Regions from separate parts of the Homo sapiens genome. Here region 1 is linked to region 2. A link is a contact called in ENCODE Hi-C or POLR2A ChIA-PET data. All regions are on one chromosome and are shown on one strand. The core of a region is the stretch at or near the end of the contact, and the rest is flanking DNA. Distances in the headings are between cores, read along the strand shown. Region 1 overlaps TMEM245 (transmembrane protein 245). Region 2 overlaps TMEM245 (transmembrane protein 245).

What was found. A loop is a pair of places that touch in the nucleus more often than their neighbours do. ChIA-PET counts read pairs that join two places held with the same protein, here RNA polymerase II (POLR2A). Pooled maps may share reads with other maps.
Region 1: a map of PC-9 shows a loop between it and region 2 (5-fold over the local background). The contact joins two enhancer-like sites. A Hi-C loop is called at or near these places in 4 of 168 maps with a recorded cell type or tissue (CD8-positive, alpha-beta T cell, PC-9, heart left ventricle and 1 more) and 1 of 50 pooled maps. POLR2A ChIA-PET finds 5 or more read pairs at or near these places in 6 of 52 experiments (A673, AG04450, BJ and 3 more).

Annotation. Positions count from the first base shown.
Region 1 is chr9:109,062,378-109,069,568 of GRCh38, reverse strand. It overlaps TMEM245 (transmembrane protein 245), which reads left to right. Exons shown (of 18, transcript NM_032012.4): 10 at 5,002-5,092. Among named protein-coding and RNA genes, the nearest start is that of MIR32, 20 kb to the right of the region's middle. Within about 2 kb of position 4,113, at least 2 of the 41 ENCODE cell types and tissues checked have a DNase peak (open chromatin) inside an H3K27ac peak, as active enhancers do; they include PC-9, where a contact is called at or near this core.
Region 2 is chr9:109,095,882-109,103,624 of GRCh38, reverse strand. The region is part of intron 3 of TMEM245 (transmembrane protein 245); the gene reads left to right. Among named protein-coding and RNA genes, the nearest start is that of TMEM245, 20 kb to the left of the region's middle. Within about 2 kb of position 5,049, at least 15 of the 41 ENCODE cell types and tissues checked have a DNase peak (open chromatin) inside an H3K27ac peak, as active enhancers do; they include PC-9, where a contact is called at or near this core.

The sequences.
Region 1 (7,191 bases), core at 2,864-5,363, 33 kb after region 2:
TGAGTTCAGTGGAGCGGGGAAGGCGGGAAATTAGGGGCCATACATCTTTGAAGTAAGAAGTGAGGTCTTCTGTCCTCTGGCTCTTTGGATATAATACATTTTAAAAGGAGAATGGGAAAAAGGAGGAACCAACATGTATCAGGTATGGGATTTTAGGAAGGAGCCACCTGGGATCTAGGCAAGTGGATAGAGCCTTTCATAGGATGATAGACCTTCCAAATGTTGTCCTCTAGGGCTCAGCCTCAGCCCTCACATCCAGAGGGCTCCTTTTCTTTGGGTCATTCTTCTGTACTGGAAGTCAATGCAGAGCCCTTTTGTACCGGTTTTGAATAGTAGCAGCATTCTCTCTGCAACTGTATCAAAGGCACACAATCTGAGCAGCCCCAGATCAGGTAGTAGAAGAAAGGTTTGTCTTTTGTTTGAAATTTTGAAGTAATAATTATAGATTCACAGGGAGTTGCAAAGACATATACAGGGAAGACCCATATACTCTTCACCCCATCCCCTCCAGTGTTGTCATCTTGCATAACTATAGTACAATAAAACCAGGAAATTGGCATTGCTATAATACACTGACCTTCAGATTTCATCCTCTATGTAGCTTCATGTCAGCTATCAACACACTCAGTACATAACTGTTACATTGCAGGCTTCCTCATGCCACCCCTTAACAGCCACACCCATCCTCTACCCTTTCCTTCAATATTTCCCTAACTCTTAGCAACCACTGATCAGTTCTCCATAGCTATAAAATCATTTTGAGAATAATACGTAAATCCAGTCATGGAGCATGCAGCCTTTTGAGATTGGCTTTTTGTTGCTTAGCATAATTCTCTTGAAGCTCATCCAAGATGTTGTAGGTATCAAGTTTGTTCTTTTTTATTGCCAATTAATGTTCCATTTAGGAAGGTTTTTGTTTTTGTTTTTGTTTTGACACAGAGTCTCACTCTAACCCAGGCTGGAGTGCAGTGGTGTGATCTTGGCTCAGTGCAACCTTCACCTCCTGGGTTCAAGCGATTCCTGTGCCTCCCAAGTAGCCGGAATTACAGTCATGTACGCACTACCATGCCTGGCTAAGTTTTTTGTTTTTAGTAAGAGAGGGTTTTACCATGTTGGCCAGGCTGGTCTTTGAACTCCTGACCTCAAGTGATCCACCCGCTTTGGCCTCCCAAAAGGAAGGCCTTTTTTTTTTTTTTTTTGAGATGGTGTCTTGCTCTGTCGCCCAGGCTGGAGTGCAGTGGCGCGATCTTGGCTCAATGCAAGCTCCGTCTCCCAGGTGCACGCCATTCTCCTGCCTCAGCCTCCCGAGTAGCTGGGACTACAGGCACCTGCCACCACGCCCGGCTAATTTTTTTTTGTATTTTTAGTAGAGATAGGGTTTCACCGTGTTAGCCAGGATGGTCTCGATCTCCTGATGTCATGATCCACCTGCCTCGGCCTACCAAAGTGCTGGGATTACAGACTTGAGTGACCGCGTCCGGCCAAGGAAGGCTTTTTGAAGTTGCTTAGACTTTGGTGATTCATAGAAGGTCTGATTCTTTTTCAGCAGATAGGTGGGGATGGGATTGGAAATAGTAGGGGTCGGCATGAAATAATGATAATGGTTTCCTGCATCTCTCAGTACTCAGTGGATTCTGTCAGCAGGAGGGCAGTTGACCTTGTAGGGGATTCATGTAGATACTCCTAGTGGAGAAGATACAGTTAAGAATAAGTCCAGATGTCCTTTCTTCCAACTTGGTGTGGTTTTATATGGCCCATGTAGTCCCTTGACTTCTGCTGGATGTGCCTCGTAAGCTGGTGGGTAAATTAGACAGATTAGGATCATCTTAGTGGAGCTCTAAAGAAAATAATGATGTTATACATACTGATTCTTGTCTTCGGCAGTTGTTAGTCGGGAGCTCATTTTCTGCTTTCTCCTGACTTGTCTCAAGCCTGTTGATTCCTGTGCCTCAGGACCCTCATTAGGAGATGGCACTGAAATGGTTCTCAGTTGCACTTATCCCTTCGCTTACTTGGGAGAAACCCAGTAGGCTAAACTAAGTTGTTTTTAATCAGGGTTGTTCTCTTGGTAGGTAGTAGGTGATAGAGATTAACCTTTACCCAGGAAGGTGAAGGCAGACCAGTCTAAACTGTAGGGCATTGGTTTCTGCTGAGGGATCCCTCTTGAGTGAGTAGGGGAGTTAGTGATAGGCTGAGGCAGTGAATCTCCAAGGAAGGAGCTCAGTTCAGGGGCTGTAGAGGTGTAAGGCCGGAGTACAGCCCAGCTAAGGCAGCTCCTGTGTTTCTGGCCCCATGTCTCTTGAGGGAGGCTGGGACTGAGCCAGTACCTCTACCTTGTCCCCAAAACAGCTCCTCTCATTTGTTGCTCTTAGGAAACCTGTGTGAGTACATTGGGAAAGTGTTTTCATAGTGGCCAATAAGACGTTTTCCCAGGCCCAATAGACATTTGTGAATCATTAAGGATCTGTCCAGATACCTCTATGAATCTTCACACTTTTTTTTTTTTTTTTTTGAGATGGAGTCTTGCCCTTGCCGCCCAGGCTGGAATGCAATGGCATGATCTCGGCTCACTGCAACCTCTGCCTCCTGGGTTCAAGCAATTGTCCTTCCTCAGCCTCCCAAGTAGCTGGGACTACAGGCGCACACCAACACACCTGGCTAATTTTTTCATTTTTAGTAGAGACGGGGTTTCACCATGTTGGCCAGGCTGGTCACAAACTACTGACCTCAGGTGATCCACCCGCCTCGGCCTCTCAAAGTGCTGGGATTACAGGCGTGAGCCACCATGCCCTGCCCATCTTCACACTTTTGAATAACACTACAGGAGAGTGTTATCATTATAATATATAATATCAATATAATACCAATATATCAATATAATATCAATTATAAGTTACCATATAATTGAAAATATTTAGCAGTCCCTTCAAGCCACTGATGAATGTATAAAAGAGTAATTTAAAAGCTACTTAATTTCTCCCGAATCACATTTCAGTTTAGTGACCCAGATTTCCTGTTTATATGCTTATACTGTAAATTATTATATTTGTGTCTCTAAACGTTTGAAATTTTGTCTTACTTGCTGAGAAATTTTTTTTTTTTTTTTTTTTTTTTTTGAGACAGTCTTGCTCTTTTGCCCAGGCTGGAGGGTAGTGGTATGATCTTGGCTCATTGCAACGTCTGCCTCCTGGGCTCAAGTGATTCCTGTGCCTCAGGCTCCTGAGTAGCTGGGACTACAGTTTTGTGCAACCATGCCCAGCTAATTTTTGTATTTTTTAGTAGAGACGGGGTTTTGCCTTGTTGGCCAGGCTGGTCTTGAACTCTTGGCCTCAAGTAATCTGCCTGCCTTGGCCTCCCAAAGTGCTGGGATTACAGGCATGAGCCAGCGTGCTGGCCTTGCTGAGAAATGTTTGAGTGGACTGAGGCATTTGCCAAGAAGTTTCACAGATACTTTATTTGGAGTGTGGGACAAACTGGTTAATACTTAAGATTCAACCCACTACTGGTTTAATAGTCTACTTTTTAATTTATTCAAAAGATCTCTTATTTTTTTCTGGTTAAAGACCACTTTCCTAGGCACCATGACTTTGTGGCTGTCAGTGGCAACTGACTTTCTCTTTATGACCATCTTTCTCATACACAGCACATAAAGTTGCTGTGAGTTGAGGATGTTGCACATTTGACTTTACCTAATTGACCCTTTTGTGTTAGGTTTGTAGGATGTGTCATTTTGGGGCCTCAGGAAAGTAAATGACTAGCTTCTGCTTGCCTTCACCTTTTGGCTTCACTCTGGAATAGTTGAAATGAGGACTGTTAAATTTGTGAATGTCAACATCTCCAGCGTATATTATTAAGAGGAACAATTTAGATAATACGTGAACATATTTTCTCTTGTGGAAAACATTAGGATTGTGTAAAGGATTCTTGATTAAGGTGTATGGTACAGCCTGCTTAGTCAACAGAAGAATGAGGAGGCCACCTCTCACTGCACAACAAGTAAAGCTGTGGGCTATAGTTCCTTGCATAGTTGGAACTTTGCTCAGGAATTCTATCTTTAAAAGATCTTCAGTAGATAACCAACTTGAGGATAATGATTCACCTTCTTCATTTCCTGCATTCTTTCTGATTTCTTCACTTCCTTAGATTAGTGATTCTCAAACTGTAGCATGCCATCAGTATCACCTGCAGGGTTTGTTAAGGTACAGATTGCTGGGCCCTAGTCGTGTTCCTTTTTCAGTAGATCTAGGTTTGGGCCCCCAATTTTTCATTTCTAACAGGTTTCCAAAAAGTTCTGATGCTGCTGGTTTGTGGACCACACTTTGAGAACCCTGTCCCAGATGTTGAATATCCCAGTCTCCCAGAACCATTTTCTTTGGTGCTGAATAAGGCAGGTGACTCAGGACATGTGAACAGAGAAACCAGGCAGAGTAGAATGAAAGGGAGGTTGTGGGGAAAGTGGGTCTAAAAGCTAAGGAAACATTGAGGCCTGGTGCCATGGCTCATGCCTGTAATCCCAGAACTTTGGGAGGCTGAGGCAGGTGGATCACTTGAGATCAGGAGTTTGAGACCAGTCTGACTAACATGGTGAAACCCTATCTCTACTAAAATACAAAATTAGCCAGGCGTGGTGACGTGCCTATGATCTCAGCTACTTGGGAGGCTGAGGCAGGAGAATCACTTGAACCCAGGAGGTGGAAGTCGCAGGGTTGCACCGAGCCGAGATCGTGCCATTGCACTCCAGCCTGGGCAAGAAGAGTGAAACTCCATCTCAAAAATAAAATAAAATAAATAAAAGCTAAGGAAAGATTGAAAGGACATCCTGAATGTTAGAGACTTAGGACAGTTAAGCCTGGAAGTCCTGCTCATGATGCTTTGGTATCTGTGTATTGGTGAATGATCAACAGTCTGTCTGTTATGGATTAAGCATATCAAGTTCAAAGCATTATTGGTACACTACACAGAAAGTGTACTTTTTTCATTTTTTTCTTTGTTTTACATTAGTTGGCTTCCTGAGGCTCAGGTAGTCCAAAGAGCCCTGAATTCTGCGGCTAACAACGTGTATCAGTATGGACGAGAATGGATAACTCACAAGGTAAGGGAAGAAACTTTCTTTGTGGCTTTCTCTTTTCAGGGTCTTTACTGGTGGTTGCTTGTTGCTTTGATAAAACATAAGTAGAAATGCTATTCACAGCAGTAAATAGGCTTAAATAAACAGGTAAGCAACATACAATGAAATCTTTTGAAAGATCACATTGAATAGGGGTAGTACCCTGAACAATCTGAGAGGTTGGTCATGTACTTTTTCAAGATAGATGTGATTCATTACTTGTGAGTTAGGACAGAATGATCACTTGGTTTGGGTAGTCAAATAAGGCTTTGTAGAGAAAAAGGTATTAATGCATATTAAATCTTATTGTCTGCTGATAACTGTCTTTGGCAGTTTCCAGTTATTTTCATTTAATATTTGTTTTTTTTTCTTTTACTGTTTCTAAGAAGCCTGCAGTATGAATTATTTTGCCTGCTTTGCAGATGAGGAAACAAGACTCAGCAAGGCTGAGTCAGTTCCCAGTGGTCGTGTAGTAAATTGCAGAGCTTGGTTTGAAACTGAAGCTTAACTTCAAATCCTTTGTTTCTACTGTAGCATGCTCGCAGTGTGTGCCCAGAACTGGATTAAGTGCTTTTGATGTGGCACTTGAGATAAACCTTGAAGGAATGGCAGATCAAGGAAGAGTGGATTTTAAGAAGGGTATTTGTGTGAGCCAAGATGCAGAGACAGGAGTGTGCTTGAAGAGATGATTGAGATGCTGAGACAGGAGTGTGCTTGAGGAAATGATCTTGACTGAAGTGGAGGGAGCTTTGTGAAGGGGAAATGAATGATAGAGGAAAGGCAGCACAGTTAAGGATTAGATTCCACCATATGGATTTGGGATATTCTTTCCCTCCCTAGTTTTGCCTGTAGGAATAAAGGTAATTTGCACTTTTAGTATACTGAAATAATTAGGATTATGTAAGAATCGACAGGATTTGTTGCAGTAAGACTTGTGCCTAGAAAAATATATTAGTATGTGATTCCATATTGAAAATTCAAAAACAAAATCTAAAAAAATAATATAATGGAAGATACGCTGTATACACATATATGGAATCAGGCTGGCCGTGGTGGCTCACGCCTATAATCCAAGCACTTTGGGAGGCCAAGGCAGGCGGCGGATCATGGGGTCAAGAGTTCGAGACCAGCCTGACCAACATGGTGAAACCTGGTCTCTACTAAAAATACAAAAGTTAGCCAGGCGTGGTTGCGCACGCCTGTAATCCGAGCTACTCAGGAGGCTGAGGCAGGAGAATCACTTGAACTCGGGAGGCAGAGGTTGCAGTGAGCCGAGATCATGCCACTGCACTCTACTCTCAGAGACGGAGAAACTCCATCTCAAAAAAAAGAAAAAAAAATTAGATGAGCTTGTTTACCTCAAATTAGATGGCTCTCAAATGATGTTCTGACTATGCTTCATGCTTGGTTGCCTCTCATATGCAGAGGCATATCAGGCACCACCAACAGTACTTGTGTTTCAGTGATGTGTAGTTTTTTTTTTCTTTTTGTGGAGAGGGAGTCTTGCTCTGTTGCCCAGGCTGGAGTGCAGTGGCGTGATCTCAGCTCACTGCAACTTCCACCTCCTAGGCTCAAGTGATCCTACCACTTCAGCCTCCTGAGTAGCTGGAACTACAGGCATGCACCACCATGCCCTGCCAATTTTTCTGTTTTTATAGAGACGTGGTTTCACCATGTTGCCCAGGCTGGTCTCGAACTCCTGTGCTTACGCAATCCTTCCACCATGGCCTCCCAAAGTGCTATGATTACAAGGCATGAGCCACGATGCCTGGCCAAATGGCTTTATTATATTGAATATTTAGTTTTCAGTTTATGAATAAATCAAATATAAAGGAACAAATATGAACAGATACGTTTGCATTGAATATGTCTAGTAACTGGTTCACATATCTGTAAGGCCAGCATCAAATAGGCAAAGAGTAAGGAAATAGATGTTGTAAACTAACGTGGGAAAATGGTCACTCCTTTCATTAATAAAGAAGAAAATAATAAATAATGGCTACATTTCACACCTGTTAAATTCCCTAAAAATTTTCCAGTTAGTTCATAAGGCTTTGAGGAAATTGGGTCATTTATGTAATTTT
Region 2 (7,743 bases), core at 3,800-6,299:
TTTGTCTCACTTAGCTTATATGGCCTGCAGTTCCATCCATGTTATTGCAAATGACAGGATCTCATTCTTTTTTTTTGGCGGAATAGTACTCCATTGTGTATAAGTACCACATGTTCTTTTTCCATTTATCTGTTGATGGACATTTAGGTTTCTTCCAAATTTTGGCTATTGTGAACAGTGCTGCAACAAACATGGGAGTCAGCAGTGTTTTGTAGTTTTCTTTGTATATGTCTTAGACCTTTAATTTATTCCTTATTCTTTTTGATACTATCATGTGGAATTGTTTTCTTAATTTTCCTTTTGGATGGTTTATTGCTGCTGGGTAGAAATACAACAGATTTTTTGCTTGTTGATCTTGTGTCCTGCAGCTTTGCTGAATTTATTAGCTTCAGTAGTTTCTTTGGTATATTCTTTAGGATTCTGCATATGTAAGTTCAGTCATCTGCAATAGGGATAGTTTGACTTCTTCCTTTCTAATTTGCATGCCTGTAATTTATTTTTCTTGCCTGATTGCTCTGGTTGGAATTTCTAGTACAAAGTTGAATAGACCATGTGCTTTTAAAGATTATTTTGAGGTACCCTGGCTGTGAGTGACCTATATCTGCAAATAGTTTGTTAAAGGTAGAGGTCTCTAATGAGTTGTAAGTGGGGAGGTTGTCAGGATATAGTAGTGGTCCTCAAATCATCAGATCAGACTTCTGGTTACCCAGCCGTGTGGAAGCAGCTGTGACTGGAGAGGTAAATCTGAACACAAAGCTTCTACAGTTGACCAATACTTTACTCCTTGCTTCTTTCTGATGGCGATAATAAACTCCAAGAGCAGATTACTAGCTGCAGTATGTTTTAAAAAGAATTAATTTCTCAGATAATATGTGTGTTGCAGTAAAGTTAGGAAATACAGAGAAACAAAAGGAAGAAACTAAAAATCACTCAAAATCTCACTGTCTACAGATTATACCAAAATGTTAACTAATAGTTGTTTTGCCTTTAGGCTTTTAAAAACACAAAAAAACTAGATCACAGTGAACATTCTGTTTTGTAACCCACATTTTAAACTTAATTATGTCATGAGGAACTTTCTGTGTCAATGAATACACTTATAGAGCATTATTTTTAACATCTTCATTTTATTCTCATCATGAGGCTGTTTGTGGTACTCTGGTGTATTTGTACAGGTACCTTGTAAAAGTTTTTAAAAATTAATTTGCTTTTTATTATTTTATTTGATAAATGAGTAATATCTAACAATTGTAAGCCATATTTTTATTTGTAAATATATATTTAGAATTTTAAAATTCCTGAAACAAAGTAACCATAACTATATATCTCTCTGACAGTGGAAAATAGGGAAGATTTTATTTTATTTTATTTTATATTTTGGTGTCTAAGTTTTCTTTGTTCAGCCTGTCTTCCTGGTTATAATCTGTTAGACTCTGTGGTTATATATCTGACTAGTGGAAGTAAATTTCCTGTTTTGGCAACTGCTGTAGAAAGCTTGGCAGTTTCGACTTGTTTTTCTGGTTAGTTTTATCTCCTTTGTTTTCTTTCACCTAATGGCAAGTGACTCAGACAGTTCTGCTTACCCTTTACCTCTTATGCCAGAATGGTTTCCCCTTTTGACTGCTTTTGTCCAGGGCCAAGTAAGTAATTGTTATAAGAATATAAGTAATGCAAGTCTAAACCAAAGGTTGTGGTTGGGTTTTCTCTACGGTGTAAATTCTAGTCATCTCATGACAGCAGCCTAGAAAACTGTAAGGGTAATAAGACTTCTAAGACCAATTTTTGAGCAAGGGGAAAAAGAAGACCATGGTCGATTATGAATACTAGCCATAAACTTAGAGTAGTGATGTGCTGATATGCAAGCCAGATTGCTGTTATTTGTATTACAGGCTATGACAAGGAAGGAAATCACAGACACACAGAATAAATGTTGAGTACAGATTTGGAAATCTTGGTTTTATTTATTTTGTTTAACTTTCATTTCAACCTGTGTCAAGATAGGTGATTATTGATCTAGAATCCCTTTCTGGACTTCTAGTCTAAATAATCCTCATCATAAAATAAATCTTTTAAGTGTTTCTTTTTCCTAAATTTCTGAGTATTTTTTTCTTCTTGCCCCTAAGAACATCGTTTCTTTTTAAGAATCAGAACTCAAACCATCTGGTGTGTAATGGGACAGCCCTTCTCTTGTACTTACAGTCAGTTTCCTGCTGTAGATGTCACTGTAATATAGGTAGGTACAGGAATGCTTTAGTATACTGCCACAACAGTGTGTGCATCGGCTCTTTCCTTGTCATTTCCAGTGTCCCGTTGTATCACTTGCTCTTGTTTTCCAGTCACTTGTGTGGGTATCTTTCTCTATGTCTTCTGAGCTTTGAAGGTTTTGTGCTGTGGTTCACTAGACTCACAGAATTAGTCCTGGATTTCATCAGAATTCAAAGCCTGAGTTTGGTTCCTAGACCCAGAGTACTCTTCTATTTATTTATTATTCTTATTTTATTTTGTTTTTAGAGACTAAGACTCGCTCTGTTGCCCAGGCTGGAGTGCAGTGGTGGTGTGACCATAGCTCACTGCAGCTTAACTCCTGGGCTCAAGCAGTGCTCCCACCTCCGCCTCAGAAAACTCTTCTTGTGGATCATTGCTGAGTTAGTTTCAGTGGTTGCTTCTGAACCCAAGGGTCTTACTCAGTGGTTTTCTCTTAGACCTGAGAAGTTCTAACATAGTATTTCCCAAAAGCTTAAGATAATAAGGGAAAAATATTTAAGTGCCTGTCATGAGCCAAGAACTTTCAAGTGCTTTTAAATGTGCTATCTTTTTAAATCCACAAGCAAACAAAACAGAACTCAAACAAATAAATCTTTGTAAGATAGATGGTATCTTCATTTACAGATGAAGATACTTCTAGAGATTAACTGACTAGCCTGCAGTCACACAGGTGACTAGTGGAGCTAAGATTTAAACTTAGGTCCTTGGCCAGGCATAATGGCTCATGCTATAATTCCAGCATTTTATGAGGCCAAGGCGGGAGGATTGCTTGAGCCCAGGAGTTCAAGACTAACCTTGCCTGGTCAAGATAGTGAGACCCTGTCTCTACAGAAAATAAATAAATACATAAAAATAAAATAAAATAAAAATTAGCTGGGTGTGGTAGTGTGCATCTATAGTCCCAGCTACTGGGAGGGTTGAAGATGGAGGATTGTTTGAGCCCAGGAGGTCAAGGCTGCAGTGAGTAGTAATCATGCCACTGTACTCCAGCCTGGGCTACAGAGGTGAGACCCTGTCTTAAAAGTAATAATAATGATAATAAATAAATAAACATAGGTTCTTGACCCTAAGCCCAGCGTTCTTTCCCCTCCCCAGGCTCTTTGAGTAAGTGTCAGTCATCCTGAAAAAGTATTGAGTACTCATCCTTCTTGCATCAGTTGTAGTTGTCAGCTCCTTCAGTTTTCCATATTGGTCCTGTTGACTTAACACAACTACATGACCTAGCTTCCTTGCCTCCTAGATCCCAGAAACCTTACTTAGTAGAAACCTTATGGCTTAGTCTGTTTTGTCCTGCTGTGACAGAGTAACACAGACTTGGAAACTTACAATGAACAGAAATTTATTGGCTCACAGTTCTGGAGGCTGAGAAGGCCAATGTCAAGGTGCTGGCATCTGGTGAGGATCTTCTTGCTGTATCATCACGTGGTACAAGGGCGAGCAAGAGATGGCTGGGGCTGAACTCACCCTTTTATAATGACATTAATCCTACCCATGAGGGCTGAGCCCTGATGGCCTAATCACCTCTTAAAGGTCCCACCTGTTAATACTGTGGTAACGGCAATTAAATTTAACATAAGTTTTGGAGCACAAACACTCAAACCATAGCACCTGGAATCCACGTTCAGTATGTTCCCTTGGCGTCTGAGGAAAGAGGTACACTAGCATTGTTATCTCCTATAAGTAAGGCTGTGTTAGACTCTTTAAAAATACTCTTAGTTTTTTTTAAGCAGTCTAGTGAGATTGGTGTTATGCTTATTTTACAAATGAAGAAACTTAGGCTCAGAGAGCCATTTTCTCTGAGTATAAGAAATTTCTTCAAAAGTTAGTGAAACAATCATCAGATATATCTATAATAGCCTGGATACCCAGCCTGAGAAGTACCAGCAAGTACAGCTGAGTGCTGTTCCTCCTGGCATTGGTAATTGTTTGTAAATGACTAGAAATGTCTTTGCAGAGATGAATCCTGATAGTTGCCTTACTTGTTTTGGGATAGCATGAGATATGAGTGAACAAGTTTGGTTCAGTCAAGCCCAAATTGGAAAAAGGGAGCAAACCAAATGTTTTACTGCTCCCCTCCCAGTCCCCACTTCTGATACTGCAAGTTAAACAGGCCTAGAGAAAAGTCTACTGGTCCATCTCCAGGCCCTTGTGACGTGATACTAGAAGCCATTGAGAGGGAGTTGTATTTTCCACATTAGTAATGGAAACAGAAGCCTTCTTCAAAGGGAACTTTGCAGGCTGGGGAGGTGTTATTTGGTATGCGGTGCCTGCTTCCAATAAGCATGTTTGGATGTATTTCTGGTAACTGCTGCTATCCCTGTGAAAAAGAATGGAGTGGATCAAGAAGTATCTCCTTATTTAGACTGGATTTAAAGTATATTTACCCATGCTTATTAAAAAAGTTAGTCTGCTCATCGTTGAGTTGTTGTATTAACAGACACTGTCTGACCTGTGGTCTCTTTCTTGTGTGCCGGACTCTGAGTTTCTGCCCCCTGGTGCTAGGCTGCTAATGTCAGTAGCATGCTTGTTTGGATTTGTGTAGATCCCTGTTATTTGGCTTCTGCTTAATGCTGGCCCTGTCTCTGGGTAGATTGATACCTGAAACCTTGGATGTTCTTTCCTTTTTTTTCTTTAGTCCTTGAGTCCCAAGATTATGTTCCCTTGTTTATGTGCCTATTTTTAGCTGTGGCTTTTAAATACAATACCATTCTAATACCACAACTTGGCCAAGATTCTCAGTCCTGGCATTGTTCTGTTCAGTTTATCATCTCCCTGCCTGGACTGTTGTTTTTTGTTTTTTTTTTTGGACTCTGATTCCAGGCCAATTCCTTGTGGTTTTTGAGGTGCTGAAGGGTATCATTGAGACAGAAGTCATTAAAATACAGATCTGTTGGATAAAAGCAGTTTGCCAAATCTTATATTCATAATTTTCAAATACTTTGTTTATTTTCTCTGTGTGCTACTCCTTTCATGCTTTTGTGAAGTCTGAGGTGCTCGAAAAATGTGCTGAGTCATTTGTGTATTAACTAGAAAAATAGTGCAGTTTCCATTGATGTAGCTAAGCTTTACTGCATATTTACTGCATATTTTAGTGCCATTAGCAAGTTGGAGAGTTATTCCTTAAGCCACAGTTTTGAAGATTTAATTGATTGGGTTTAGCTTTTTCTCGAATCTTTCAGTGCCTACTCTACAGATACAAGATATTTTGCTTAGCTCTGTGGAGAGATCTAAAAATGTCTACTAAGGGAAGATAGATGGCTATACTATAAAGTAGAAAGGGGAGGAGAGGTACAAAGAAATACTACAGAAGGGTTAGTGGCTTCTGCTTCTAGTTTATACTGTCGAAGCCAACAGATTGATATTGATGATGATGATAGCTAACATTTATTGAGTACTTCCTACATACCCAGCATTGTTCTAAACTTTATTTATTTATTTTTCAAGACGGAATCTCTCTCTGTCGCCCAGGCTAGTGCAGTGGTGCCATCTTGGCTCACTGAAGCCTCTGCCTCCCGGGTTCAAGTGATTCTTCTGCCTCAGCCTCCCAAGTAGCTGGGATTACAAGCATGCGCCACCATACCTGGCTAATTTTTTTGTATTTTTAATAGAGACGGGGTTTCACCATGTTGGCCAGGCAGGTCTGGAACTCCTGGCCTCAGGTGGTCTACCTGCCTTAGCCTCCCAAAGTGCTGGGATTACAGGTGTGAGCCACTGTGCCCAGCCAGCATTTTATATGTATTATTTCACTTCATTCTCAAATGAGATACGAATTTATGTAAGCCTCATTTTTACACATGAGGAGACTGGGACATCTCGACGTTAACTAACTTGCCTATAGCCATCTAAGTAGTAAGAATAGACCTGGGATTTGAACCTGGGGAGTCTTCTTTCCTCACCTGTGCTTCCAGCCACTGAATTGTGCTGCTTCCTCATAGCAAATGTGAGACCTTCTATGCCCTGGTCCCAACCTCCCTCTGCATTCTTACGCCACTCTGCTCTTCTCATTCACACTATCTTCCGGTCTTATTGAACTTCCTAGAGTTCTTTGAAGAGGGCACCTCTGCTTTTTCTTGCCTTTGTGTCTTCATATTTGTTTTTTTGTCTTCCTGAAACACTTTTCTACCCCTGCTCTCTAAGACACCAGTCTCTCAGGAGCTTCCTCTCCAAGATAGAACTGTTCTGTCTTCTTTATCTAGCTTACTTTTGTTAAAATGGATTTAAAGGATGGCATCTTTCAATATTCTTGTCAGACAGCTCCTTTGGAAACCCTTCCCAGACCTCCCTGCATGGATTTGATTTCCACGCTGCTCCCTAACAGTTTACACTTACTTTACATTAGCTCTTAAGTATCAGACTGAATTTGAGACCAGGGGCTTAGTCTCTTATATCAGCATATAGCCTAGTCGCCTATTTGGTGAATGAATGCTTAGTAGGCATTTAGAAATGTAAGATAAAATGCAGCTGAACTGAAAGTCCATTATTTGAAGAGCTATCCAATGATCTTGTTATTTTGCAAAAACCATCAAGGGACTTACTTTTCTTACAGTGTCTCAAGATGAGTAACCATTTAATTAAATTACTTTTGAAGAGGCCAGTTCAGTAATTAAAGACCCTTGACTAGTCTGTAATCTTATGTAAGAGAGAATTCTTAATTTTTAAAATTTTTGACCTGAAGGTCTTTGTTTTTGTTTTTCCTTTTTCTACTGTACTGTCCCAGGCCATTAGGTGTTCCCAAACTTTGCTCTTGAGTGGGGCCTAAGAGATCCCTCCTGGGTGTACTGCTGCAAAGCTAAGTCTTGCCCCATCTCTGGTGTAGGTCAGTTTGTTTGTGGAACTTTTTATTTTTGAGACAAAGTCTCACTCTGTCACCCAGGCAGAGTGCAGTGGTGTGATCTTGGCTTATTGGCATGATCTCAGCTCAATAATACGATCTCGGCTCACTGCAACCTCTGCCTCCTGGGTTCAAGCGATTCTCCTGCCTCAGCCTCTTGAGTAGCTGGGATTACAGGCGTGTGCCACCATGCCCAGCTAATTTTTGTGTTTTTAGTAGAGACGGGGTTTCGGCATGTTGGCGATGCTGGTCTCGAACTCCTGGCCTCAGGTAATCCGTCTGCCTTGGCCTCCCAGAGTGCTGGGATTACAGGCATGAGCCACTGCACCCAGCCTGTTTGTGGAACTTCTATCTGAAAGTCTAAAAATAACTCTAATATGCCAAGAATCTTCATCCAGCTCTGCTATATATTCTCTACCTAACCATAGTCTGGAAACCGGGATACCTTCGTCTCTTTGATTCCCTTCATTGCTTCCTCATCAAGTGTGGTCCGCTTTGACTCTTCTACGTCTCTTTAACACAGCCGCTTTTCCCTGTTTCCCCTGTTGTGGCTGTAGACCACACTGGCATCATGTCTTGCCTATAGTACTGCAACAACTTTTCTCCATACGTTATAGGTCCCCTCTAGTCTCTTTTTCTCCAGACAA